Regions from separate parts of the Homo sapiens genome. Here region 2 is linked to region 1. The links are chromatin loops, found by intact Hi-C in ENCODE. Cell type or tissue: dorsolateral prefrontal cortex. All regions are shown on one strand. Links, peaks and the distances in the headings refer to the core of each region. The heading gives the core; the rest is flanking DNA. Region 1 holds the start of SLC35F1 (solute carrier family 35 member F1). Region 2 overlaps SLC35F1 (solute carrier family 35 member F1).

What was found. Peaks named below come from ENCODE experiments on the same cell type or tissue, not always from the same donor. Only the 100,000 strongest peaks of a DNase experiment are listed, where the experiment ranks them.
Region 2: a loop joins it to region 1, with 4 times the contacts of the local background. A loop is called at or near these places in 3 of 110 quality-filtered maps.

The regions. Positions count from the first base shown.
Region 1 is chr6:117,898,943-117,914,106 of GRCh38, forward strand. SLC35F1 (solute carrier family 35 member F1) reads left to right here and starts at 8,322. Exons shown (of 8, transcript NM_001029858.4): 1 at 8,322-8,957. The coding sequence starts at 8,785. It overlaps LOC124901480 (a long non-coding RNA gene), which reads right to left and starts at 7,988. Exons shown (of 2, transcript XR_007059904.1): 1 at 7,334-7,988; 2 at 6,717-6,875. In dorsolateral prefrontal cortex, for the core only: a CTCF peak has its summit at 8,117; DNase peaks (open chromatin) are centred at 8,249, 9,209, 9,629, 11,835 and 1 weaker place; H3K4me3 peaks cover 4,049 bases; H3K27ac peaks cover 2,970 bases.
Region 2 is chr6:118,258,272-118,273,435 of GRCh38, forward strand. SLC35F1 (solute carrier family 35 member F1) reads left to right here. Exons shown (of 8, transcript NM_001029858.4): 4 at 8,724-8,883. Among named protein-coding and RNA genes, the nearest start is that of PLN, 280 kb to the right of the region's middle. In dorsolateral prefrontal cortex, for the core only: CTCF peaks have their summits at 5,872 and 6,076; a DNase peak (open chromatin) is centred at 5,890.

The sequences.
Region 1 (15,164 bases), core at 4,711-12,710:
AACGCCAAAAAAGTTGGGGACCGCTGATGTAGATGAAAGAAATTAAGGTAATTTGAAAAAGGATGTTGGAATAGAGGCTCATTGAATCTAAATTTGGTAGGGATGGTGTTGAGAATTTGAGAGGAAGTATTGATGAGGTCAGTGGAATGCTAAGGTGAAGATACTAGACATAGTGGTTAGAGAATATGATGGTTTTTTTATCCATGTATCAGAGGGCATTCAGTTTTTGAGATAAGGACCCTGGAAGTGAAAGACGAGTTGAAAGAAAATCACTGGAGCCAAGGAAAACCTCAGTGCTAGGTGACACAAGTATTATTTTAGGACTGTATCAACACACAGGTGATTAGTAATCCTCACAGGGTCTTCTGACTTTGTTAAAGCTCAGCTCTAACTGAACTTGACATGGGAAAGATTGGCCTTCAGAAAGGTTTCTGGCTTCTATGAAGTTTATCATCAAGTAGAGAATATGGAATGTTTAAGTCTGAGTCCGAAAATAAGAAACTGGAGTTAGGCACAAAATTAGGAGCTCATTTGGGTTTCCAGGTAAACAAAAATAACACAAATATATTTTTGTATACTTACCAGGAAGAATCAGTATAAATGGTTTAAAAATAAAAAGAGTTTAGAAATGCATGAGAAATTATTACTGGGTTGGAGGTAGACTATTCAGCTTTTTAATGTTCTACAATATGATATTGAAAGATATCCAATATGTGATACTTTATTCCAATTGACTTTAAACAGCCTTGAATAAGCCTAAATGGAAAAGGAAAATCTACTACAACCAACTGAATGAATAAACTCAACCATGTTTAACTTTTGATTTGTAAAGTGAAAAAGAAGTTTACTATCTTTCTATCTTTCCCTACCTTGTTGATAAAGAATATTAGCTAGAAAATAATGGCTTCTTGTTTTTATAATATTCTATCATTTCATATCTACTTAAAAGACAAGAAAATATTTGTTGAATTGCAGCTAAATTAATCTATTGGGAAATCGAACATTTATCAACAAAGAAAAAGTAGACATCTCTACAGAATGAAAGAATAATTGGCAAATTAATGAACTTGTTTGCAGATTTTCTGTGAAACTTCTTTGTTAGCCTAAATAAGAAACTATTCCAGCTCTTGGCATCAACCTCCAATTTTCTCCCTTAGCTGCAAGCTCCTCAGGAAGGTGCCTTGATAACACCAAGAACTCAACAGAAACAAAAATATGTATCAAGGTTACACTTATGTATTTTCCTTTTTTGTAATTAAATTTTGTTTTCAAAGTTATATCTAGAAATGGCTTAAAGAGTCAGATAATTCTACAAGGTTTGTTATGTAAAACAGTAGTGCTCCTCCTCCTTTTCCACCATTTTCCCCATCACTGGAGGCAATCACTTTGCATTCTCTTAGTTGATTCTTCTAGTGTTTTCTCACTATGAAAGCTGTCAATTTAGCTTTCATTTTTCCTAACTCCAAATATACCTATGCATCATTTTGTCCTGTCATCAGTCAAATATAGTTATCTAGATCAAAATTCAGTGTCTATGTTGTTATAGCTCAGCAAACGCTATTTAAAGCTTTGACAATTAGTGAACTACTTTTCATCTCCTGCCCAAAAAACTCTTGGTTATCATTACAGTTAATTATTATCATTTTCTGAAATTTTTCGCTTGTCATTAAATTGCAAATTCTCTGCCAGATGTCTAAATATACTTCCAGTTTATCAGTTTCTGCAAAAAAACCTGCTGAGATTTTTATAGGGATTGTATGGGATCCGTAGATCAATGAGCAGTATTGTCATCTTAATAAAATTATGTTTTCTCATTCATGAACATGGGATGTCTTTCCATTTCATTAGATTCTTTCATTTATTGCAATAATACTTTGTGACTTTTTATGTAAAAGTCTGGCACTGCTTTTATTACATTTATTTCTAAGTATCTTATTCTTTTTGATGTTATTGTAAATATAATTATTTAATTTCATTTGCAGATTGTGCATTACTAGAAAAAAAATACAACTGATATTTGTATATTGATCTTATATCCTGAAACCTTGCTGCATTTGTCATTAATTCTAAATGGTGTTTTTGTGAATTTCTTAGTATATTATACATAAAAGATCTTTTTATCTGTGAAGAGAGATAGGTTTACCTTTTCCTTTTCTTTCTGAATCTCTTTTATTTATTTTTCTTGCTTATTGAACTGGCTATATCCTCCTATCCTTCTACTGTTGAGTAGAAGTGGTGGGAGTAGATATTTTTGACTTTTTTCTGATCTTGAAGGGCATTTAGTCTTTAAATATTAAATATAATTTTCATTGTAAGTTTTTTGTAAATGTTCTTTCAGATTCAAATAATTTTCATCTCTTACAAGTTTTTGAGATATTTTATCAAGCATGAATGTTAAATTTTGTGAAATGCTCATGAAGATTTTGTTCCTTATTCTATTAATGTGGTATATTACATTAGTTGATTTTCAGATGTTAAATTAACCTTTCATTCCTAGGATAAATCCTACTTGGTCATGGTATGTAATTTTTTTAATATGTTGTTGGAATTCATGCACTAATATTTTGTTAAGGATTTCTGCATCTATATTTATGAATATTGGTCTGCTTTTATATAACTCCCAAGTCTAAAATGGTTTTTACATTTTTAACTAGTTAAAAAATAAAAAAAAAATTCTTGAATTGTGAAAACTATATGAAACTCAAATTTCAGTGTTCATCTTATAGATTATTATTTATAATAAAGTTTTACTGAAACACAGCCACATTCATTTACCTATTGTCTATGGCTACATTCACATGCAACAGCAGAGAAGTTGCAACAGAATAATTATGAGAGAAACTAATGCCTCCAAAGCCAAGAATATTTATTACTTAGCCTTTTACAGAAAACATTTGTTAACCTGTACTATAGATTATCTGTAACCTTTTCCCTGCTTCTTTGCATCTGCAGTAATTTCTGATTAATTGCTTGATATTATCAATTTACAGTATAGAGATTTTGGATGATGGCATCTTTTTCAAGAGAGCATTAAGCTTTAATCTGGAAGGCAATCAATTTGTCAGTGGATCACCTTTATCAGGTTGAGATTTGGTTTTAGGCTCTGTTAGGGAAGGTCTATTGTTTTGTCTTTAGTCTTAGGGCATAGCCCTTATTACATGGTTCTTATACTTAGGGTATGGCCTTTTTAAGAGTTTCTACAAAAGTCTGGGGACTCACCAAGTATTCTCTACAATCACTGTGCCTGAATGCCAACCTATATTCCTTTCAGCACTATGCTGCCTCTGAAATCTCTTTTCAGCCCTCTAGCTTCTGAGCAGCTTTCTTTGCTTGATCTCCCAGACTCTTGTGCTGCACATATATAGCATAAAAGTTGGCTCTGAGGGGAATTTTCACACAGTGTTTTTAAGGTCCTTCTTTTAGGTCCCTCCTTTTTGGAACTCTGCCCACCAAATTCCAGTTGCCTTTGCAGCTCTGAATTCCCATCTCTGTCCCTTTTACCCAGTGAGACTGCCACTCTGATTGGGCACTGTTTCTCTACACTGTCATCTGGAAAATGCCCATAGGGTGAAAGCTGGGATGAACATGGGCTCATCTAATGTGCTTCATTTCTGATGTGTTTCTGTTCCCCAAAGAATCATAGTCTTATATTGACTCCTGTCCAATATTTTATCCAGCTTTTAGAATTGAATTGTTCACATGGGAAAGTTAATTCCAATAACAGCCACTCTATCATGACCAGGTCCAGATCAATTCGTTTTTAAAAATAGTTTTTATGCCAGATATTCTCTCTCTTGCTATATATATTAGAAATTATAAACATTAGAAATTATAAACATGATTTTATATAATACATATCATAAAAATATAACCATGTTTTATGTTTATAAAATTATAAACATTAGAAATTTTATATATGATTTTATATATTATAAAATCATAGATGTAATCATGTTTTATATATTTATAAAATTATAAATATTAGAAATTATATATATTTATATATTATAATATATAAAATCATAATTTCTAATGTTTATGTGTTTTGAAAGGTATATACCTTATCCCCATTTTTTTTTTTTTTTTTTTTTTGAGACGGAGTCTCGCTCTGTCGCCCAGGCTGGAGTGCAGTGGCGGGATCTCGGCTCACTGCAAGCTCCGCCTCCCGGGTTCACGCCATTCTCCTGCCTCAGCCTCCCAAGTAGCTGGGACTACAGGCACCCGCCACTACGCCCGGCTAATTTTTTTGTATTTTTAGTAGAGACGGGGTTTCACCGTTTTAGCCGGGATGGTCTCGATCTCCTGACCTTGTGATCCGCCCGCCTCGGCCTCCCAAAGTGCTGGGATTACAGGTGTGAGCCACCGCGCCCGGCCCTTATCCCCATTTTTAAAGATTAGGAAACTTATGCTCAGAAAATCTGAGATAATTGCCTAAAATTAACCCAGTTTGTTAATGGAGCTGGAATTGGAACTGAGATTACTTGGGCTCCAAGTTCCACCTACCTAGCCCTAATAACTCAGTGTATAAATTCCACACAAAAGTCATTACAATTTTACCCACAATTTTCCATCAGTATTTTTATGTATTAAAATATTTAGAAGGAGAGAATATTGAAGTCACTGGCTGAAATAATTGATGTTTGTATAAGGATCTTTCTCCCTTATTCAGATATTTGATAACTGATTGTATGTAAAATAGTAAGCGCTTCTGAGATATCATCATCTATAGAATTTTTTCCTAATATCTTAGGATATTAAGATAATCCTACTCATTTAGAGGAAATTGATACTACTGAATAATTCCTTCACTGAATGTGGCAAACTTCCTGTCAACAGAGACTTACCATGTCACCATGACAAAGACATACCAAACCAGGCTTTTGGACATGGAATACTCTGCAAATAATACTTAGAAATTTTAAACTCATCAAAATGTAGTCTGACTCTGCAAAATTAGCCCTTATCCACAACTAACAGCACTAATCTCTAATCCTCCATCTCTCTTAGCAAAAAGGTCAATTATAAACCTACACAGTATTCTGGGTTTACTCCAAAGGAATAAGTTTCCAAAATGCAAAACAAAAAAATTACATAAACAGAAACATCGTGTAGAATGTGTGAACAGTCTTTGATATCTGTTGCCTAGTGTCTGTTTCCCTGCTCTGTGCATATTTTCATATCCACTAATACCATTTATAGACTATCTTCATTGATGATGATTGTTCACTGAAGTTCTGTGCTTTAACATGCCAATTATTGTATCCATTTCTTGGATGTAAATTGATTTACCCATTCTACTCCTCTGCCATTTCCCCTCTCCACAAATTTTTCACCAGTTTTGCCTGGCTTTCTCTCCCATTCAAGTTCTATTATGTGAATCAAAACCACAAAGCTCTATCATTCTGGAGGCCATAGATTCAGTACTACATGTTGAGAAGATTCAATCTGACTTAGGAGATAAAGAAAAAGATTAAAAGAATGATACGGGGAAAGCATATGGCCACTGGTCATTTGCAGCAGCACAAGCAATTCCAGATAGTTGTTCAGCAATTTGGGGAGGATCATCAGTTACCTCTGGTGCATGACTGTGAAGCTTTTTTCTCAATAACGTGCACAGGTGCAGTCTATGCTAAACAGATTAGTCAGTGCCTGGTGACTCTGACATAGGCCAAACTTCACTCTTCCCCACATCAGTGGACATGTCTTCAAAATGAGAAACACTAAAGAAGGTATAGCTGATAGCCAACTTCTGCTTCCTTAAGGAATTCAACAGAACTAGTCTGTGCCTGAAGAGAAATTCGGGTGATATAATGGTAAGAGAGGCAGAATTTTTTGTGGCATGGAAATTCTGCAATAGCATCATACCACTAACCACAGCTGACAAAGAGGAGGTAAACTGAGAAGTAGGCATGTCCCTGGAACCCACATGCCACCACTGAAAACTACATACAGATCCTTAGCCCATTGCCTTCATCTCCCTTCCTTTTGGTCAGAGCTCGTGAACTGATTTTGAGGTCAGGGATGGACAAAAGTCTTGCAGCAGGAAAAAGGGAAGCAGCCCTTTTCTACATCTTTTATGTTTAATTTCATGTCAGACACACCATTATGACACTTGGACATTTGACTCCTGTTTACTTACTTCACAAATGTTATCTAGCTACTTAAATATTTTTTTCTTTTAGAGATGGTGTCTTGCTATGTTGCCCAAGCTGGCCTCTACCTCCTGGGCTCAAGCCATCCTCCTGTCTTAGCATTAAGAGTAGCTGGGACTACAGGCACACACCAACACACTTGGCGGTTAGCTACTTTCTAAGAAATGAGCATGGAGTACAGAATCAGAGGATAAGAAGGGATCTGATGCTGTATTCCCCCAGAAATGGAGTAACAAAAGCATAAGGCTTGAGTCTGCATTGAGGTCTTACCAACAAGATCGAAATTTTACATCTCTCATCTTGTTGTTCTTTCATCTTGGTTTTCTCCCTTCCTGACTCAGAGGAGATGTAGAGCATTTGGATTTAGTAGTCCCTCTAGAGAAATGACCAGATGCAAATGCAGACATTGAAGTGCAGACACAGCACTGAGTCGTGATGTGCCAAAAACATTCAAAGGGAGGCAAGCCAAATGTGAAGGAAGAGGGCACTGAAGCAACCAGTTATTCAAGGCAGACACCTGAAATTACCATAAATGTTGTTTTAATAGAGAGACTTCTACCACGATTTGCTGCCAGGTTCAGCTGAAGTGCATTTTATTCATGTCTGCTACATTCGGTGGGTCCACTAAGGGTAAATTTATTGCCACTATTGGAATTTTAATGCCCAAGAGGCTACAAGCCTTGGTCCTGTTTGTAATAATTCTTCAGAGTGTCCTGTGCAAATCTGAGGTGGAAAAATCAGAGAATGAAAGGTTGTTGAGAAAGAACAGGACGACATTTTAATTATAAAAGGGAAAATGTTCCAATTGGGGTTAATTTCTGTAGAAAGAAACCTCAGGGATATTTCAGGTAGCAAGTAGGTTTTACAGAATTGAAATATAGATTGAAGAGATTTTGCAAATACCCGTTTTCTCATATTTTTGATGATTAAAAAAAGACTCCGAATTTTGTTAAAGGAATTGGACCTTGTTAACTGAACAAAGAATCCCATCTTATTTATATCCTTCCATATTCCTTTTCTCCTCTGTTGAAAGGACATAGTCCATTCCTTTTTTGAGTGTTATTTTCTCCCCAATTCCCTCTCTCAGTGGCAAATCCTATCACTGGTATTTTTAATTTGCTGGTTTCAGAGCATTTGGATTCAGTAGTGGTATCAGCATGCCTTTGTGTGAACAAACTTACCTGTTAAACTTACTCAATTCCCTGCACTGAAGCGAAGAGTTTTTTAAAATGCATATCATTTTTCAAGGCAAGATCCCTATCTAAACAGTCTAAATAAAGGAAAATTTGAAAAATATCTCTCTTTCAAGAATCGATTATTAATTGGGATCCGGATCAATTGGTATAAGAATGCCCGGGACAGAGAGTCAGTTTCCATTGGTAGAAATATGGTCCAAGATTTCTGTGGCAGATACACAGGACTTTCCCTTTTGGAGTTGGGGGACTATTAAAGGAGCTGTTAGGCTCCCCTGCTGCGTGGTTTACCTCATTTAAGTCTTACAACTCCCCTGGGAGAAAGACATGAGTAGTCTCGCTGCACAGAGAAGAATGTCTCAGAATTTAATTGCTTAGAGTCTCTGCGGATAAGTTTCAGATGTGCCACTGAAACTCAAATCTGCCTACGTTCCTTTCACAGCACTACATTGCCTCAAATGGAGACGTTTTGAGTTGGTCTGATATGCTTTTTCCAGTTCCCAGAATTGATTCTTTGTGAGAAGTAGTTTTTTCTCCCATTTCCACCAGGCCAATTATGGCGAATGTAGTAGGAGCAACATCTAGGATTCTCCGTTTGGGTTTCTAATCCGGGGCCGGCACCTGTCTCGGCGTCCTGCCGCTGTCCCAGGCCGGTGGTGCTGGATTCCGCGGCGCTTGGGCAGAAACGAGGAATCCCCGCCAACTCCACAGGGAGGATCTATTCCCAGCCCCCTTATCCCCCTAAAAAACACCCAAACCAAAACAATCACCACAACCTAGACCGTGGGCCTCTGCGGACGGGGCAGTAGAGGGTCGGGGGCAACAAGGCACCTCGGCAGCGCCCTCTGGCGAGAGGAGAGCGCGCAGGTCCCCCGCCCGCGCCCCGCTCTGCCGCCGCCGCCGCCGCCGCCGCCGCCGCCGCCGGCGCCCCCGCCCGGCTCTCCGGGTTCACCCTCGGTCTCTCACTCCGTGAGACACAGACGGTAGCTTTCCGACCGAGCGGGGCACAGGCTGAGGCGGCGCCAGCACAACTGCCGCCGCGCGCCCCGAGGAGACCCGGGCACGAGGAAACAAGGAGAAATCAGGACTCCTTCCCCGGAACCGACCGGCAGCTCCGCGCCCCCGCGCGACACCCTTCGCAGCCACTTCGCGGGGCGGGCCAGGACTTGGGGACGCGGCTCGGGAAGAGCCGGGGCGGGCGGCGGCGGCGGCGGCACGGGCGCGAGGGTGCGCGCACTGGGACTGGAGAGGAGTGAGTGGCGGGCTGGGCGGCGGCGGCCGTAGCCGCGGGTGCCTCCCCGCCTCACCGCTTCGCAGGCAGCACCGCCTCCCGGGCCGCGGCCGCCCGGCCGGGTCCTCTGCGCGTTCCCGGGCCCGGAACCGGCACACGATGCACCCGGCTGCGTTCTGATCGCCGCCGCGCCTCAGCCTCTGCCGCGATGATCCCCCCTGAGCAGCCGCAGCAGCAGCTGCAGCCGCCGTCGCCAGCCCCGCCGAACCATGTGGTGACCACCATCGAGAACCTGCCGGCCGAGGGCAGCGGCGGCGGCGGGAGCCTGTCCGCCTCCTCCCGGGCTGGCGTGCGCCAGAGGATCCGCAAAGTGCTGAACAGGTGAGCGGCGGCGCCGGGCGAGGGCGCGGGGGGCGGGGGCTGCGGGCGCCCGGCTCCGGGTCCCCTCCGTCCCTGGGGCGGCCCACGGGTCCTTTGGGACGGGGTTGCGGCCGGAGGAGACTGAGGAGATCGGGCGACGACGCGCTCCGCGGGCGCAGAGAGGCCGCGGCAGCTTTGTCCCGGCGCAGGGAGCCCTGGAGTGGTGGAGCTGCAGCTGGTCCGAGGCGGGAGTTCGGGGAGAGGCGGGGTTTTTCGTACCTAGCCACCCTGTATGTGTGTCCGCACTCACACCCTCCATACGCGTGCCGCCTCACTTCCCTTTCCCTCTCGCACCCCGGCTTTGCGATCGGGGGTCGGGGGGACGCGGGGACCCGGCCAGGGCTGAGGAGGGAGGCGCGGGGCTGCAGAGATGGCGTGGAAGTCCTGGGCCTCGTGCTGTCCTCCGCCCCGCCCCGCCCGGGGGCTTCGACCCCTTGCCGGGGGAATGGGGTCGCAGCGACAGCCTAGCAGGCGGAGGGAACCCACTTCTCCAGCCTGACGCTCCAGTCGCCTCTCGGACTCTTCCTGGCTGGGAGCAGCGAAGAGAGGGCTAGAGGCCTGGAACAGACCCAGCAAAGTGCAAAACATTGCGGGCAGGGTGTGAGCCGGCGGCGCCCAGTTATTCCGAAGCGCCCATGCCGGAGGGGGCGGGTGCCGATCGCCGGCGCCTCCAGTGCTGGAATCTGCGTAGTGGATTCAGGACGTTGACGTTTTAGGATGAGGACCTGGGTTGACGTGAAAATGGGGGTACCTCTGGCACCTCTGACTCAACTGTGATGTGAAAGGGACTTTTTCTACTTAAGTAACTTGAAATGGTTGACGAGCTGACACCTTAAAAAATTGTATAGGGAATGGGTTTTGTGTTCTTTTTTGTTTGGATGCGTGGGTGCCTTTCGATGCATCTGTAGGGGTAACTGTTCCAGTCGCTCTGTTCATACAGGTTTCTGTGTGGCATTGTGTTGGGTAGCAGAGATTCCCAACGAATTCACACGGAACTGTCTGGGGCTCAAAGCTCTGGTGGGAGTACAAACTATGTACAGAAATAGAATCTTGAGAAATATCCTTATTTTGGGAGTATAGTTTAATTTAGTTATATCAAATCCCGAACCATTCAAGAATCCCTGGTGGGGAATTAATGCGTGCGTTAGTTTATTTGCGGGTACTTCTGTAGCTTTCCATTTATTATCAAACAGAAAGAAATTCACTCTGACGGGAGACAGGAGTTGGTAATAGAACTAAGTCTTTGATTTGTAGCTGAGAATACCACCTTCCAAAAGATAAAGTAGAATAAAGCAAGAAGACGCTGGCTCAGTACATATTATGTGGGTTTTGTATTTTTTATGAATACCTGTGAGTTTTTTTTTCAATTGCAATTACCTTGTCATTGGCTGTTTAAATTTTTAATCACAATATATTTTAATTATTATTATTTCTCATCAAACTAGAAAATATTGATGTAATATTTTGCTCAGTTTCTTTTTGCTCAATTATAAGTTATTACTGATTCCATGTAGGTTATTTCTTGATATGTAATGAATCATAGAGCCCAGAAAAACAAGATCACTGAGGTAGGAGTGAGGGGTATGTTGTCATCATACCTTGGCCAGTAGCTAGACAAGTGGTTTGCAGCAGAGCCATTTATCTGCTTGGTCTTGGTTTCTTCATTGTAAATTATGTTTAATAATACAGTACTTGTTTTACTTCCCTACCATGATTTTGAGAATTAGATAATGCTGAAGAAAACACTTGGAAAAGTATAAAGATCTACATGAATTAATGTATTCAACTCATTTTTTTTCTAAGGTAAGCCTATGGGGTAAACATAGGCAAATGAAGTTGAAGTCATGCTACGTTATGGGTAGAACCTTGTGTTTCTAATGAAACGATCTGTGACATGAGTTGTACTAGTCCCAGTGTATAGAGGAGGAACTTATACTTATGTTGGGTTGACGGCATTTCATCGCAGGTATACAACCGTGAATGGAACCCTAGGTTTGTAGCCTTTAGACTTAAGCTAAAACAATTATTTATTTATTTGTCTTTCAAAGTTATTCAAAATTTTCAATATAATATTTTGTATTGAGTAACTGGCTTTTCCTTATCCTTAAAGGATAAGAAGAAACTCTTTGTTTCAAGAAAGAACATTTTTAGTAAGGAGACTGAAAAATCTGAGCAAGTTTTAAAATCTCAATGGCATAATTTATTTAGCATGCTGATGGGCTTGGCTTTTGTGCCATAATTATGTCAATGAGAGCCTTAATAGTGGCTATAGAGTGATTAGGCTCTAGGTAAAAGTGAGAGTATGGGGGAGAGTGAATTTTTGAGATTCTGCAGAGTGCTTGGATGTGGCTCCCCTCTGGTTTGAACCCTCATGATGTGTTGGACTAGTCAGTAATGGATATCAGGCAGGCCCATTGGGGCCTAATCATAAGCATCTTTGTCAATTTTCTAAGAACTCACCATCTGCTTACTTTCTCCTTTTTTGCTTTCTTCTTTTCCTCTTCCTCCTTCCTGAATACTTCACCCACATTGCCCTGTCCACTCATTGTCTTCATTTGTCTTCTTTCCTCTACCCTTGGCATGCAGCAACTTAGCTCCTAGCAGAAAGTGGTTCCAAATCGGGAAGCTGGGAGCCAATATAAAAAATATCCCTCCAACTTTTGACATGCAGATATATGGTTAGCAGCATTCTATTGCTGTGGGCTGGTAGGGCTAGTCTCTTCAGTGACTGAAATGGGGGCTGTACCACTGTCAGCTCCTAGCATCCCACTGGGCCAAAGGGGTAATGCTGAGACACAGAGTGGTGCAATGGGACGAGAAATATTAGACTGTGAGCAAGCCAAGCCTGGCGAATTGCCTGCCATTGGTCACAGTCTACAGGAACAGCTATCTGACAACCCAGAGGAAGAACTGCAAACACATACGCTATCTATATCCTGTCTACCCAGGGAGAGTTAAAGAGAGAATTGCTCATCAATAATTAATTAAAGGTACTTCTTGCTCTCAAGAAGCTTAGAATGAAATATAGTGTTATCTTAATAAAATCTGCCTTACATTATTCAGCATCATTTTATTTCCATAGTATACTCCATAGCCTCTCCCCTTACTCTAAAGGCTTGTCGAGTTGGATTGCTGCATTTTGTACACAACAATTGGGGTATTTCATTGGTTGACTACTCCCTTTCTGTGAAACAGTTAGATTAGAATGTAATTATATTCAAGACTTGGTGAAAGAGGAGGCACTAGATAATTTTTTAAAATAATTAATGGGACATCACATTTTTTCCCCTGGTATACTCAAAATTGTTTTGGCAAAAGGATGCAAGAAACATGACAATTTAAATGCTGGAATAATTACTACTCCTTTAATATTCAAAATTGTGAACCAATCAATATATTGATTCAAACAAGGAAAAAATACGGCAAAGTCTTCTTCACATTTCCCTCCCCTCCCCTCCCCTCCCCTCCCTCCCTCCCTCCCTCCCTCCCTTCCTTCCTTCCTTCCTTCCATCCTTCTGGCAGGATCTTGGTCTGTTGCCCAGGCTGGAGTGCAGTGGCATGATCACAACTTATTGCAGCCTTGACTTCCTGGGCTCAAGTGATTCTCCCACCTCAGCCTCCCAAGTAGCTGGGAATACAGGTGCACACCACCATGCCTGGCTATTTTTAAAAAATTTTTAAATTTTTAGTAGAATCGAGGTCTCGTTCTGTTTCCCAGGCTGGCCTCAAACTCCAGGCCTCAAGTCACCCTCCCACCTTGGCCTTCCAAAGTGCTGCAATTGCAGACATGAGCCACTGTGCCTGGCCTTCCCTTATTTCTTAGCATGGTATAGTATATATTACCCTGCCACAGGCAATCAGAAAATGACGAAAAGAAAATACTTCAAGGGCAACAGTTGATGACCCTCTCAAAGAAACTGCTGATCAGGTAGATTTCTTAGACACATACAGGAGTAGCTACTGACCTACATATTAAAGTGCCTGAAGATTTTGTACTCTAAATGATTTCTTAATGAAATGTTTTTGAGAAATGAGTGATAGCTTGTTTTGTGTTTTGCATATGTGTGCTTTTATCTTTTCCCACATGAGTATTATTTTCAGTTGTTAACAGAAATATCTGTGAATTTCTTGTTTTGATACACTTTCTTCCCATTAAGACATACAGTGGGTTGTCTCAAATTATAAAGGGGTTTCTGCCTCTTTGAGTCTTATGGCGGGAATGTTTAATCATTAGAATGGAATCACTACTGATTCTGACTCATCCATTCATTTGATTTAGAATGAACTGATTTCCAACTTATATTTAGATTTATTTTCAAATTTCTGAAACCTTTTTGAATATAAACCAAAGATCGTTAAGGATATACATAGAAGAGTTTGAAGCAAGCCTACATAAAATCAATGTCCAAGTAGGAAACTTACCATGTAAAATGGGACAATATGTGTACATAGCCTTTCTGAGTCATTAAATAAGGTGGACAGAACATCATGAACCAATGGATATGACTGAACTCTAGGTATTCCATACAGTTGGTGGAAACATATAATTTAGATGATCCTTTCTGATCAAGTGAGAAGGCTTTTGTTAGGAAATTAATGGTGAGAATCTTCCTCAAGCTGCTCCGTCTAAAACATGTCAAAATGAAAAGAGGAAGATCAGCTAGTAATGAGGTTGATTAATATAAAATATTCCAAGTGGAACTGGGTGGTGTGATTAAAAACAGACTTTTCTAAGATCAGTAGTAAAGAAAAGATGTCTGAAGGGTGCATTTGTTTTTAACTAAAAGGACAAAATTATAAAAATAAATGATTATACCAGTATACTTGTATTTATGCCCAGTGCTTGGAGAAACTAATGTTCACATTAAAGGGATATTTGGATTACCTCAGATAAAGATGATGTGTTTTCAGGTAATTAACGTGTATTAAAATATACTTGTCTTTGTGTGATTTTCTTTGAACTTTTACTTTCTCAAAATCCTTCAGTGTCTTAGGGGCATCTTAACTGATGTCTGTTTTCACTGTACACATCTATAGATGTAGAAGGTATAGGCAATTGAGCTGCTGCTCATATCGCTCATATAGCTCTAAAGTTACTTAATGCAAGAGATGTTTTATTATGTAGTTGCCATTTCTCATAAAAATAATATGGAGCATGTGAAAGTACCACCACCAGATTTTAGTTTAGCTTGCTTGTTCATTTGCGTTCAGGCCAATGAGCATGCCCTGTACATTGTTCAGACACATTAATTCTTGATTATGCTTCTCAAGAAGTATGCTTAGGAAGACAAACTTCAGTAGATGTATGGAAAAAACCTATGAATTTTGGGCATGTTTCTTAATGGTAACATGAACATATACAGGTCTATATTCATTTATTCTTAAGCAGTAACTGTATGCTGAGCCTTCTTATGGAATACACACATGTGACGAAACATTATTCTTGGGCCAAAACCTCAAAACCTAACTGGGAAACTTGACATGTGTATCACTATTTAGAATGAACGTTGTAATTCATAATCTGAATTGTTACACATAATGCCTAAATAAATGCTTCCCAGTGTCTAGATATTGGAATAATGTAAATGAGCTGTTCAATATGCAATGCGTATTAACCTTGTTCTGACACTTTGGAATTATACAGGGAATCCTTGAATGTACAATAGTTAAGAAGGAATTTCACAAGAAATGTCAAAGAAAACAATAACAATAAATATTCTTTAGGAAGTATTTTCTTAGAAAAAATGTTAGTGGCAACTCAGTTAGTTAGTGGCAACATGAGTATAATTTTTTGAATTATATTATAATTTAAGTTTTAAAAATATTGTTTCAGCCAGGGGCGGTGGCTCACAACTGTAATCCCAGCATTTGGGAGGCCAAGGTGGGAGGGTCATCTGAGGTCAGGAGTGTGAGACCAACCTGGCCAACATGGCGAAACCCCATCTCTACTAAAAATACAAAAATTATCTGGGCGTGGTGGTATGCGCTTATAGTCCCAGCTACTCAGGAGGCTGAGGCACGAGAACCACTTGCACCCAGGAGGCAGATGTTGCAGTGAGCCAAGATCACGCCACTGCATTCCAGCCTGGGCAACAGAGTGAAACTCCATCTCAAAAAAATCCCCCCAAAAACAAAAACAAAAGAATCCTATCTATCTATCTATCTATC
Region 2 (15,164 bases), core at 2,335-10,334, 360 kb after region 1:
ATTTTTCTAACGAAAACCCTCTATCTTGTTTATCTGACATCAATATCACTGTGCTCTTTTCGAAAAGGGTAATTTTTACCCAACTGATATTTTCCAGCAGTAAATACAAATATCCAAATTCAAAATTTCATTTGAAACTCCATAAAAGTTTGGAGAAAGATACAGATTTTCCCCCAAAGCCTTCATTTAACATTTGACAATGAGATAATGGATGTAAAAGCTCTTTGAAATCCCTGGGGATTTTTTAAGATGGGCAGGGATGTTGAAGACTAAAAAATATGGCAGTAAATTTCATCTGAAGGGAAAAACAGATGAGAATAGCCAAGATAATTCTGAAAACAATGAATAATGAAAACCAATTTGCCTTAGAAAACATTAAAAATGCATTGGTAAAGCTACAGCAATTAAAGCAACATGATACTGTTGGTAGTATGGTATATAACATGACCCTAAAATGGATCTTAATATATATAAAATATACTACAGAGAAAATATTGCAGAGCAACAAGAAAGGGACCGATTATTCAACAGATGCAGTGAGAAGGTTGACTGTAATAAGAAACTGAATTAGCTATTAACTTAATTTCATGCAACAAAATATTCTAGATGAATTAAAATTTTAAATGTTAAAAAAGGAATCATAAATAACTAAAAGAACACATAGATGACTTACCATAGTTGACTACTTCGCTGATTTGGGGAGAGAGAAGAAGTTTTTTTAAAATGAGCTTATAAATAAATATTTAAACCCATAATTTTTTTAAAGCTATAAAAAATTTTCAACAAATACGATAAAGGTCTAATAGCCTTAATAATATATAAAGATATTTTATATATCAGTAATAATACTAATACTTTAATAGAAAGAAAAAGTTTTGCTTCATCAGTAATCACATAACAAATTTAAAACAATTATAAAAGTTTATGTTTGATATAAATTGGCAATAAAAAAGATAATGTACAAATTGATAGGAGTACAGTAAGATTGGAACATTCATACTCTGAAATTGAACAAGTAAATAGCCACTAACTTTGTGGAGAAAATTTTGACAGTATGCATCAAGAGTTTTTAAAAGTGTATACTCTTTAGACCTATCATTTCATGGTTGGGAATTTATCCTAAGATAATATTCAGAGATATAGGCAGAAGCTCATATTTAAGTGTGTTGTTTGAAGCATCATTTATAATTCAGAAGAACAGGAACAAATAAAATCATCAAAAATACAAAAATGATTAAAATAGTACTTTATAAAAATATTGACAAATACCTCATTTAAAAATGGGCAAATAATTTGAATAGATATTTTTCAAAGAAGATACAAAAATGGCCAATAAGCATACTAAAAGGGGTTTAATATCATTTGTCACTAGAAAAATGCAAATCAAAATCATAAGGAGATACCACTCCACACCCAGCAGGATAGCAAAAATCAAAAAAAAAAATACAGTAACAAATGTTGATAGGATAAAGAGAAACTAGAACCCTTGTACATTGCTGATGTGATTGCAGAATGGAATGGACACTGGAAAAGAGTTTAGCAATTCCTCAAAGTGTTAAACACTGAGTTACTATATGACCTGGCAGGGCCACTTCTCAATATCTACCCAAAGAAATGAAGCCCACATGTTCCTCATAAAAGCTTGCTTGAAAATGTTCGTTGCAGTATTATTTATAATAACCCAAGAGTGGAAACAACCTAAATGTTCATCAACTGAGCAATGTGTAAGTAAAACATGATATATCCATACAGTGCAATATTATTCAGCAGTAAAAAGGAATGAGGTGTGATACATGAACAACATGGATGAACCATGAAAACATCATGTTAAATGAAAGAAACCAGTCACAAAGGGTCACATATTGTATGATTTCATTCATATGAAATAGTCAGAATAGGTAAATCCATAGAGACAGAAAGTAGATTCATGTTTGCCAGGAGCTGTGAGGAGAGAGGAATGTACAGTAACTGCTAGTGGGTATGGAGTTTCTTTTGAGGATGGTGAAAAGGTTCTGAAATTAGATAGTAGTGATGGCTGTACAACTTCATGAATACACTAAAAACCACTAATTGCATACTTTAAAAGGGTGAAATTTATAGTATATTTATTATATCTCAACAATGTTAAGCTAAATCTAATGATATGATAAAGTATCTATATTACAGGTTTAGGGTTTTTAATTTTTTTTAAAAAAGAAGGCAACTTCTTTTGGGTGTCTTTATCCTAAACTGGGAGTCCCTGGAGTGCAGGGACAGTTTTATCTACCTTATCACAAAGCCTGGCTATGCCCATATAAAGCAGTCACACAACAAAAAATTATTAAATAAATGAATGTAGTGTTTCCTTATGGTGTTATGAATTTCCTGAGGGAAGAAAGAAAGGATATCTTGTTCATCTATATATGCCTTCACTGTCTCCACTCAAAACCTGGGATTTGGTAAATGCCCAGTAAATGTTAGCTGAATGAAAGAATAAACTTTTCCTGGCTTTATTCTTCCTCTAATTCTGCAGTTCTCATGACTTCCTCACTACCATTCCGCTAATTTCATTTAACCTATTTCTTCTACAAAATATGAATTTTATCCCTGTAATATTAGTTGTGTGTATCTACGCCTTTGTCTGTGAATGTATTTAATTGACTTGTGTCTGTCTCTCTAATGTCTTTGTGATTATAACTGAATTTATAAAACTCTGAAGTTACTCTGTTCACTTGACTGGATGAGGCCAACTGGCACTTGAATGATGGTGATGATGCAATATTTTTGACCTACACAGATTCCATTGCACAATCACTCTTATAAAGTTATATGGTTGTGATAAATGCAATTGTACTACATGACTCTCAAAATTGATGCAAAGTGATTAAACAAAGAAAATAATATAAATTCTGTCCCCATGGCATGTCTTATAACCACACGAAGCCCAACAGCCTCACCTGTGGTGTGATACCTTAGTATCCAGTCAATATCATACTTGGCCTTGGATTCTCTCCTGAAACATCCAGAGGCCTTCCCTGGTGCTGACTGATGAAGGAATTCCATTTCATGAGACTTAGGCCATAAAAATATGCTTACTGCAAAATGGCCAACTATCTCCTCTTCTTGGATTTGGGCTGGCTCAAAATTATTCAGAACAACACTATATACAAATATGCATATATACATATGCATACACAAGCATAATAGTCAACACATTTTCTTTGTAGAAAATTTAAATTAAAGTGCACAGTGTCAGAGTAACAGAATGCAGGTCAGCAGGATTTAGGGCCCACGTGAACGCACACAGGGGCTGGGGCTTTGGGCTTTGGTAAACGCTCAATAAATGTCAGCTGAATGAAGAATAAACTTTTTCTGGCTTTATCTCTCCTTTAATTCTTGAACTCTCATGACTTCCAAGGGGGTTTTGCAGGAAAGAGCCAGAGAAACAGAGAAGAGAGTGAGGTTCCCTTGGATATTGAAGGGAGGGGGGCTGTAGCAGCTGGCCACCCACTTGGCAGGGGTGAGGCAGAAGCACCGATGACCCAGAGGACTTCCTCTCTCTGCTTTTCCTAACTCCCTCTATCCCACCCCTCTGGGGCTGGGATGTGCCAGCAGTTGCCCGAAGCCCCTGGTAGCATTGCTAAGGGGAGACAGCCCCCTAATCCCCATCCCATGTTACTGCTCCACAGCCTGTGCCTCTCCCTGCATCCCAGACTTAGAGTTGTGAACTCTTGTGGACCAAAGACTTGTAAAATATTCTGTAAAACCGGGATACAATTGGGGAGACACACCAGCTGTAAAGAGGGTTTGCAGCCTGAAGGCAGATCTCACAGACACTCAGAAAATGTTCCATCTTCATGAGACTGTCCACTACTGGGACAGCTTCATGACCGTGTTTGAGGGGGCTGCGCGCATCATGATGAGCACACTTTCGGAAGTGTGGGTGTCTAAAGCCAGGTTAAGGGGTCTGCGGAGTGCTGGCAAAGGAAGGGAGCATCCACAGAAGTCCAAAGAGAAGCTCGAGTAGATTTTGGCAGGAAGGAAGGGATGGGATGCGTGTGTGCAGGAGAGGGCATAACCAAATGTGATTAAAGGCCACAGAGAAAGGCACAGTGATAAGATGGTCAGAGATCAGCTGGAGTGGAAAAGAAAAAGAGGTAGGGAGAAAGAGGGGAAATTAAATGACGCTTCAATCTTCCTGTACATATACATATTTTTAAAATTTTAGTGCTACTTAATGTTGACTGTCTTCTGTTGTCTTAAAAGTAATGTCAGCATGAACCTTTTTTATTTAAATAACTTTTGGAAGCTGCACTTGAACTCCGATCTAGCAGTCCAGACGCTAGTGTTTTAGCCCCAGTTCTAATACTAATTTGCTTTTCTCTTAGACCATCAGTTCCCTTATTTATAGAGTAGATACAGTCATAACTCCCTTAAAGGGCTGTTGTGAAGATTTACTTTGTCTACCATAAAAATAACATAATCGTTTTTACAAACTGTAAGTGCAAACTTAATGCAACCAACTGTAAATGTTGTTTAAAACTACAGGGTTCAAGCTGGGCGCTGTGGCTCAGGCCTGTAATCCCAGCAGTTTGGGAGACTGAGGCAGGAGGATTGCTTGAGCCCAGGAGATTGAGGCGAGCCTGGGCAATATAATGAGACCCCATCTCTATTTAGAAAATGAATTTAAAAAAAAACTACAAGGTTCAAATTGTAATCCTGTTGCTATCACCATGACTTCAGAGACTTTTCTCCAGCCATTGTGTACTGTGTGCCTCCATGTCTCTATCTTTTTGTTTGTTTTGTTCTGTTTTGTTTTGTTTTGAGACAGAATCTCACTCTGTTGCCCAGGATGGAGTGCAGTGGTACAATCTCAGCTTCTTGCAACCTCTGCCTCTCAGGTTCAAGCGATTCTCCTGCCTCGGCCTCCCAAGTAGCTGGAATTACAGGCATGCGCCATCATGCCTGGCTAATTTTTGTATTTTAGTAGAGACAGGGTTTCTCCATGTTGGCCAGGCTGGTCTCGAACTCCTGACCTCAAGTGATCCTCCCGCCTCAGCCTCCCAAAGTGCTGGGATTACAGGTGTGAGCCACTGTGCCCGGCCGTGTCTATAAAATTAGAAAACAGAATCGTAGACACCTCTGGCATGTGTTGCCTAAGGATTCAAGGCATAAGGAGAATAAAATTCGTTTAAATCCTTAGGGGGAAAAAAGGAATCTATGTAAATCTAAGAGTAATAAACACTTCACTTTTCCATTAAAGTATTTTTAATGTCCTTGGAGATTTTTCAGAGCATAAGATGGTTATAAAATAATATTTGTTTATTTTTTCATATGGATATTTTATAATTTCTTTTTAGATTCAGAGATGTATGCAAAGAAAGTTAAATCTACTGAAAAGATTAATGGCAATCAGAAGAGGAGTTTTTGTTTGTTTGTTTGTTTGTTTTCTTTTTTAACAGTTTCAGTTATAATGCTTCTCTTTTCTACTTCTCTAACAACCACTTAGCCAAGGAATTAAGCTACGAGAAAACTGTTGAAAAATTATTTTGTCAGTATGTTTTATGTTATGTGACCACGAGGGGAAAGCTGAAGGCAAAAATCACTAAAAAAGAATAGCCTGTTTACTAAGAGCAGCTGCCAAACAGTTTCTCTTCAACAGTTACAGATGCCATGGTGAGAGCTTCAGCTGTAGCAATTAAATATTCCTGTCATTGACCTTCACTAAAACATTGTCCAAAAAATTATTATGACATAACTTCTGCTGATACTAACAATTTGTGTGACCTTGAGCACATCATTTCACCTCTTAGGACTTAGGAAGCCTCAACTATTAAATACAAGGGTCTTGGTGATTCTAAACTGAGGAGATACTGCCCTCCAGGGGCGTTTGCAAATGTGTAGAATGTTTAACGGTCAAGGCCCAGCAATGCTAACTGCCCTGCAGAGAGCATGAGACAATCTTGCAAAATCAGTTGTCCCACCCTAAATGCCAGTAGCAACCTTGATTATCTCTAATGTCCCTTCTGACAGTCAGTGATACCATATGTCTGACAATTCATTGATTTATTCAGCCACCAATTACTGAGGCCCCATTGTATGATAAGCACCAGGCTTCTCTCCTCAAATGCCCCAGAAACACTGGCTTGATTGTATCCTTCTTTAAGAAAAATTATGATTATATTCTTCTTTCCCTTCTCTTCTTTCTAAAAGTTTGCACTTACCCACAGGACCACCTGACACTTACAAATAAGGATTTTCCAACTCAAACCATTAGAGGAATAGATCTCAGGACTCATCAAGTGCTTTGGCTTTTCTAATGACACTGAGAACCTAAAAGCTCACTTCAGCTCTCCTCAAAGATTGGACCATGGCCTAGCTTGCCCTCAATAATTCAGGAATAGAGGCCTTCAGCTCCACTGACTGAGGGCTTCCAGCCAGATAATGAAACCCTAATTCTGTAGTGTGCAGCTAAATATTTCAACTTGATTCAATCATTTTTAATTTTTAACACAAAACACCAACTGTTTTATGCCCAGTGAACAGTTTTCAATGACAAACTGAAATTTCCTAATACACTGAAATAGCATCTGAGGCTAGCTGTAAAACCTACCTTAGAGCATATTACCACATCATTAACTCACATTGCTAATTAACTGCAGTGAGCAACTGTGTGCTGTAGTACAATCCTACCTGCCACCACCTCCTTCCTGTAGCCCCTCCAAGAGTGCTGTGACCTTTGGGCTCAGCCCCCAGCCATCACAGTGCTACTTAGCATTCACGTGGTCCTTCCTCACCTTATCATCTCAGCAACCTCAGGGATAGCTTACTATTCTGAGTGCTTGTTTCATTTTGCAGAGGAGAAGACCAGTGCACAGAGAAACATGAGCATCTGTCCAGGTCACAAAAAGCTTTGGGGATAGAGGGGATTCACAATGCTATTTGCAGTGCCAAGAAGCCACTCTGATGTTCAGGGATGCTTTGCAAATACGCAAACCTTTTCCAGCCTTCAGTGAATCTTGGAGACTCTATTTTGATGTTTCTGGTCATTAAAAATCTTTGTATATATTTGTTCAATAACTCTTATTGAATACTCCTCTTAATCCCTGCAGTGTTCTGATGCCAATAATCCTGTGCTAATTAAGTACTATTACAATTGGAACTACAGAGGAGAAGTACAGCATTCAACAAAAGCATCAAACAGGACTCGACCTAGCCTGGGGATCTAAGAGGCTTTCCTGAGGAGGCAAATTATAAGTGCAGGCCTGAAGGATAAAGGAGGAGGAAGTTCAAGCAGTGGAGCTCCTCCAGAAGGAGGAGTGTACATAAGTGAAGGCCCTGGGGCATGAAGGAGAGGCTTGTTCCATGTAGCAGAGGATGTTAGCTCAGTCTAGGTGGCAGAAGTGGGAGAGGGTGGCATGAGTAGATTTGAGAGATGTTTGGAAGATTAAATTGGCAGAATTTGGTAATCAATAGGATATAGGCAATGAAAGTGAAGGAGTATTGAGGATCACTGCCCTGTACTGGCAGCTGGGTGGTAGAGGCCACTTGTTTAGAATTCCAGCAAGGAGATATACTGGATGGTTGGACAAATCATAAGTTCCTCATGTGGTACAAGGAACTTGCAGTTCTATGTGACATCACTTTGTCTAAGAAAGACCCTGTCTTGGATAGTGTATCCAGAGGTCTTACCACAGTGTGGTAGAATCTGAATTAGTTCCATGGAGCCCAAAGAGTGTGTTTGAAAGCAGAGTTATAGACCAGCAATGAGGGCCTCGTGATTTAAGAATTACTTTCATATGTAGTATCTCTGAGGTTCATGCTGATCTTTGGGGAAAGTTGTTATCTTCATTTTACTAACAGAAATTTGAGGCTCCTGAGCTTGTGATTTGCCCAAGGTCACATAGCTGTAAATGAGAATCTGTACTCAAATTCAGGTCTTCTGGCTCCTAGCACAGGGGTCTTCTCATTTCACCACATTATCTCTCTACATAATTGGGGCAAATTCTCTATCAACTCTTTGGACTTACATGTCAGATGGAATCTCACTATTTGTACAAAATATATAAAAAATGAAATCAAATTTTTTTGCTATACTCTATTCAACTTTCTTTAAAAAATTTTTTTTCTAATAGTTCTTTTAAGTATTTCTACTTTTGAGACTCATATTTGTATTTATATTTAGAGCACTTTTTTATTTTAAGAATGAAATGACAAGAACAGATCAATTTTTACTGGTAGCAGGAAGACAGCTGTCCAGGAGAAATTAAATTCAACTTTTGTCTAATTTCTAATAATTCATAAAACATTATAAGACCTCTGCACCCTCATCTCCCATTCCCGGATCTACTCGTAAAATAGGGGGACAATGTAAAAAGGCTGGGTGTACTGTCCCCGAACCAAAGATGTTCCCATGGAGCATGGCCTGGCCCTGAGGAAGACAGGAGGCAGAGCTGCCCCAGCACCTGGAGGCAGGAGACTCTTCACCACCAGCCTGTCTTATCAATTTGCCTTCTCCCCTTTCCCTTAAAGTTTGGGGGATGTTTACAATTAAGTAAATAAATAAAGCTAATTTCCATTTATTTCAGAGTCTGTTTTAAGTACATCAAGTCTGGGTCTACACAAAATCTCAGGTTCAGGGGAAAGGCAGAACCCTTTCTGCAGAACTAAATTACTTTTCCCTACTACATGGAATGCTTCCTCCTGAATCTCCTGTTGTTGTTTACCTTCATCCCTCCCAATAGCTCCTGGACTGTTTTGTGATCCCAGTCGTGATTTTGCTCTCCTGGTTCTTCCTGCTGATCCGGTACAAGGCTGTGCATTTCATCGGCATCGTTGTCTGCATCCTGGGAATGGGCTGCATGGTGGGAGCAGATGTGCTTGTGGGAAGACATCAGGGAGCAGGTGAGTCTTCGGATGTTCACCAGGTTCCTTACCTCTGCGGGTGAGGCCAAGGCAAGAAATGGAATGTTCATAGTTGGGTGAAAACAAGGACCTTAGGAACCTGGATTTCCCACTATCTGTGTCCTGTTCATGTCTGTTCCCCACACCTGAAACAGGGCACACAGGAGGTGCTTAATGCATGTTTCTTGAGTGCATGAGTTTGCAAAATACAGCTTTCATGCCCTTTCTGCATCCATTCAGAAACATGCAGACAGTGTTTAAAACTGAGAGTCATGACCTACCAAGAAGATGTTTTGGAGGTCAGTCCGTTCCTGAACCAGCTGCCTGGCCCAAGCCCTGGTCCTTGGTAGAGTTGGTGGTAATGAGCTAATTCACTCCTGAGCCACAGGGCCTTCCACACATTTCCCCAACCCCAAACCTTTCTCTGTCAAGCCAGAGAAAGACTGAGCTTTCAAACTACTGGGTGAAGGTTGGTTTATAGGCCCACGAGTAAATAAAGTTTGAGGACTAGTTAGGAGTGCTCCATAATTTTAGGAGGGAGAGTTAAGTTCAGTCTTCTCACACATGGTTTTTAATTTGCTTTGCGAGGAGGGGTTATTGGTATCAATTAGAGTTTATAAACCCATAAGGTAAAGCTGCATGATTCACTCATCAAATTGCTGTGAATCTGCTGGGGGAGCCCTGAGTCAGGGTGGTTTCCAGAAGACCCTTTTTAAAGCATTGCAATTCTTTAAAATATACCAAAATTTTAGCTACAGAAGGGTTTTTGGAACAGAAAAAAAATGACCTTCTTTGTTAACATTAGAAATGGGATAGAAAGTACCCACTTTTCTATAGTTCTTGGAATTGCCCCTTCTTCTAGGAAATTAGATGATAAAGAGTCAAAAGTGGACCGTTTCTCTTTATGAGACAAGGTCACGTTAAGTCTCTGAAACAATGTCATGTATGTTGTACCATAGAACTTTATAACTGAAAAGGACCTTGTTCAACTCCTTTGTAATTGACATATGTGAACACCAAGATCCATCCAAACCAAGTGAGTTGCCCAAAGTCACAGAGCTGACAAAGCAGAGACTGGAACACAAGGCCCCCGGCCTCCAGGGCAGGCCTCTTTCTCTGTCCCATGTTGCTGGGAGCTGAAGATACAACATAGAACAAAAGAGAGACAGCCTCAGCCTCACACATCCACACCATCTACACAACACCATCAGTCCCCACTTCAATAGAAATCTGAAAATAAATACCTCAGTGTTTCCCAGATTCTCTTCTATGAAACACTGGTTCCATGACATATTGATAGACGTCATATGAAAAGGCCAATATTATGCTATATACATGTAGTAATGTTGATATGAATAATCTTTTTGGACCAATCAGATAATATTTTTGTCTTATACAATGTGGCCAGTTGTTCTAAAGTCATATATATGTATATATATATATATATTTTTTTTTTTTTTTTTTTTTTTTTTTGAGACAGAGTCCCGCTCTGTTGCCCAGGCTGGAGTGCAGTGGCGTAATTTCAGCTCACTGCAACCTCCACCTCCCGGGTTCAAGTGATTCCCCTGCCTCAGCCTCCCAAGTAGCTGGGATTACAGGCACCTGCCACCACACCCAGCTAATTTTTGTATTTTTAGTAGAAACGGGGTTTCATCACATTGACCAGGCTAGTCTTGAACTCCTGACCTCAAGTGCTCCACCAGCCTCGGCCTCCCAAAGTGCCAAGATTACAGGCATAAGCCACTGCGGCCGGCCTAAAGTTGTAATTTCATTACACTTTCTCAGCTTTCCGCACACTGTGTAAACACAGGCTAAGCAGAAGCAAGTACCCTTAGTTATAAAAACTCTATCTTCATGAACCCCAGCCATTCATCTTGGCCATCATCTTGCATTCGATAGTCAACTATAAAGATGAACATTTAAGCCTAGAATGTTAAGCTAATTTGAATTGATTTCACTAGATTGTATTCATTAATCCTGTAAAAAATGTTGTTTTGATTTTAAATGAAGTGTTAGAAAAGAAGCAAAACTGCTTAAGAAAAAGAAAGTAAGTCTGTTAGAGAGTCTTTCCAAAGTGTCATTTTTAAAAAAACAATGTAGATGTGGCTAAAACATACTGGAGTGGAATTTGGTTTCTCCATGTGAATCTGCTTAAGGCCCACAGCATCATTGCTTTTGTGATATACAAAGCATCAGTGTTAACAGAATTAAGCTTTATCATTGTGGAGCACCTTCTGTGCTATTGAAATGGTGCCCAAGTACATAGAATGATGTTTTAAGACCAGCCCAGATATAGGATCCAAGGACTCATTTTATAAAATTATGATTGGACATGCTCTGCCTCTATAAAAATATTAAAGTAGGCAGCAATTTAAGCCATCACAGAGAACATATTTTTTTAAAGAAAAAAAAACCCACTGGTTTTGAGGTCAATAGAATCCTAAAATTGTTACATATCATTATCAAAAATATTCCTTTTTTTTCATGTCTATGGCAGAGTTGGTTCAATTGCATTAATCAGCCAGGGTCACAAAACTTTTCTAAAATACTGCAGGTACTCACCAGAACATAAGTCAGGCATCCAAGTCCATATAAGATGTCATCACCAGGCCAGGCACATTCAGAAATCCCAACGACTCAAGAGGCCAAGGCAGGAGGGTCACTTGAGGCCAGGAGTTAGAGATCAGCCTGGGCAACACAGTGAGACCCCATCTCTACAGAAAAAATTAGCCAGCATGGTGGTGTGCACCTATAGTCCTGCCACTTGGGAGGCTGAGGCGGGAGGATCGCCTGAGCCCAGGAGTTTAACGTTATAGTGAGCTATGATTGCACCACTGCACTCTAGCCTGGGCAACAGAGCAAGACTCTACCTCAAGAAAATCACAGTAATAATAAAATTATCACTGTATTAACAATTTTGCACAGGAAAAGAGACTGTCTGACTTCATCCTTTTTATAATGCTTAATCTATGTTTCATCTTCGTTTGGGATTTTGACAATTCTGTCTCCAAGCACATTGATGTCGGCCCTTTCAAAGTTTCTTTGACTTCATTATAATTAAAGCAATTGCTTTAATTCCACTTCGTCAGCATGTTTCTTCATTAGCTATCCAGAAATTCTTTGTTTTGATTTAAGTCTGGCTGAAGGAAACTTCTTAGATGGCATTAAGTACTTCATGTACAAAATATAAGTTTAAGGGCACAGAATGATGTGCCAGGAATAGGGCTTTTGATGAAACTTGACCAGCAAGTTTTCCCACTCTAGACAGAGGTGGAGAGAAAGCATCCTAGTCCCCAGCCTGGAAGACTCTGCCTTAGAGACTATAGAGTGGTATATGTGTTGGGAAGGATGCGAACAGCACTTATGTTCTCATTCTATGTTTGTCACCTGTACAACTCATCACCCACTATAGGATGCTTCCACGCCTTTGAGCTCACTTGAAGGAAATGTCTTTTCCAAGCTTACTGGTAAAAAATCAGTGGGCTTAATATGTGTATTCTCTTTGTCACCTTGGCTCCATGTCAGCAGTATAGGCCTCCTCCAAAAGACCATCTCTGCATTTACTGATGTGCAGGGCAATAGGCAATAGAAGTGGCTTCTGAGAATATTATAACTATTATAGATGTGTTGGAGTGTGTAAAAATGACTTAGTAAAGTTGAAAAGATTCAGCACCAGGACTTCTCTGCTTGCCTGGGAAAACTTAATGGATATAAAAGGCAAGGTTAGAAGGTAATAAGATTAAGATAAAACCTAATCAAAATAGCTCCTTGTTATGAAATATCCTTCTCGCCCTTCAAAATATCCTTTTCTAACACAATACATTTATTGCATCTTTTAGTTCATTTATCAAAGATGTTAGATGCCAACAATAATTTTTTATTACACTTACTTTTACATTTATTTCAAGGAAAGGAAAATATTTTCAAGGAGCCAGGTAATCAAACACAATCAAGTAAAAATGACACTTTTTATTGAGTGCCCACAGGTGTCAGGTACTTTATTATATATTATTTCATTTAATCCTCCTAACTATGCAAAGAATTTTTATTGTCATTCTTGCAGCTGAAGAAATCAAGCCTCAGAGAAGATAAGCAATATGTTTAAGGGCACACCATCACCAAATTACGTGGCCCAGATATGAAATTTAGCCATTATTCTTTTTGCTGTAACACTTAGTCCTTATTTTTCCATAATTGTGACTTCTACAACAAATGTAAAGACGTTTTATCATAGTAAATTAGTGTAAGTGACTGCCCTAGGTTGCCCAGAATGGAGAAGTTCCCCAGATGTGGAACTTTTAGTGCTAAAACCAACAGAGTCCCAGGAAAACAAGATAGTTGGTTCCCCCTATTTGAGAGGCAGATGTATTCAATGGGATGGATACATTTTCAGGAACTGCACTGATAGTCTTTCAACACTCTAGAATAATATAACTCACCATTTATTTCTTGTCCTAGTAGTAAGTCATGATTTCAAATAGCCTTCCTTTTTCCTCCCACCACCACGCATACACAAACATGTCTCCAAACATGATGTTTCTAGTACTTAAACAAAAATCGGATAAGGAAAGCCAGTTTTTGCAAAGCAATTATGACTAGGTTGATTGGAATCAAGGAGCAATCCAAAATGAGAAATGCCCAACCCAAAGAGACAGGTGCTTCAGGAAATAATTTATTCACTTTTTTAAACTACCATTTAGTGAACACTTACTAAGTGTCAGATACAATGCTAAGCATTTTACATGTCATATTTTATTTTATTCTCACAGTAACCTAATTTTAATATAAGGAAACTGAAGTTCAGGAAGACTCTGTAGTTTTCCCAGTATTACACAGGTAGTAAGTGATAGAGATGTGATCAGACCCAACTCTACCAATAAATTGAAAGCTGTTCTCACTGAAAACATTTACCATAGGATGTATTAAGACTTGTTCAGTCAGCTCAATTCATGTAGCCTTTTATTGAGAATGTATAATGCTGCAGGATTCATGCTGGAGACCACACAGAATATACAGCTGAGTGAGCCACAGTCCCTGCCCTTCAACCATGATTTGTAAGAGAACAGTTGGCTGCGGGGAAATGAGATACACAAGTTAACAAGTAACAGACAAGGAGTGGAGTATGGTGGGTGCCATAGACAGATACCAATGCTGTGAAATTCAGAGGAGGGAGAGAACTATCGGTTTGGGTAGACACTTCATAATTTTAAACATGTCCATTTACCCAAAATTTGTAAATCATTATCACGTATTGTGGTTTTATACATACATAAATGACAGATGTTCTAGCATAACTTTCACCATGAACATTGTGCAAAAATTGCTATCACCGTGTCAGGCATCTACTGCATTAGCTGTGCATAAACTATGTTAATATTTTATATGTTATTAATGCAATATGTTATAATTTCCAGTTAACTAGATACAAATTTTTTTTCTGCTGCTTATTTTAATAGGTAAGAAAAAACAGCTTTAGCTAAGCAAACTTCTTAACAGAGGAAATATAATTTTATAGTAAAGGGTTGATTGAATAAATCTCATTAAAACATATTCTCCCTGGATTAAAAAATATATATGTGTGTGTATATATATATACATATATATATATATGTATATATATATACCATTTTTTAGCATAGAAATTTAGACCTACAAAAAATGAGAAAATGTAGATAATAATTTTTCCACCTGGAAATAACTAGATACAAATTTTAGGCACAAAATATTAGTCTTAGTACCTACACTTTTTATTATATCAAACACTTCATTATATAATATAATTGGATAAAATTATGTTCTGGTTAATTTAATTATGTTTAATTAACTAAATTTTAATGTATGTTATATGTATAGGTACCTACTTTCAAATGACTTAAAAACTGACAAATATAATTATCAGCAAATTATAATAAATAATATTTAATCTTTTTGTTAGTGATAACTTAGAAAATACTTGTGAACTTGTGGTTACACAAAATTGTGTTGTGATGATCAATAATTATTACTGAATTGGTGAAAACTCAAAGTACTGATGAGTATATTTCCTACAGTCAAAGGCTAGTTAACAGAAGAGGCCATAACAGTGTGGCGTTTGAAAAATATTGGTGAGACTATTCACTGAAACAGTGTGTCCTCTTTTTAGGACTTTTAAAAGGTAGATTGATGCTTCCCTAATTTCTATTAAAATATTTCATTATGATTTAGCTTTCTTCAATTCATTCTATAACATTAAATTTATTAACCAAGAGTTATATTATGCAGCACTTCCACACTTCACTAGT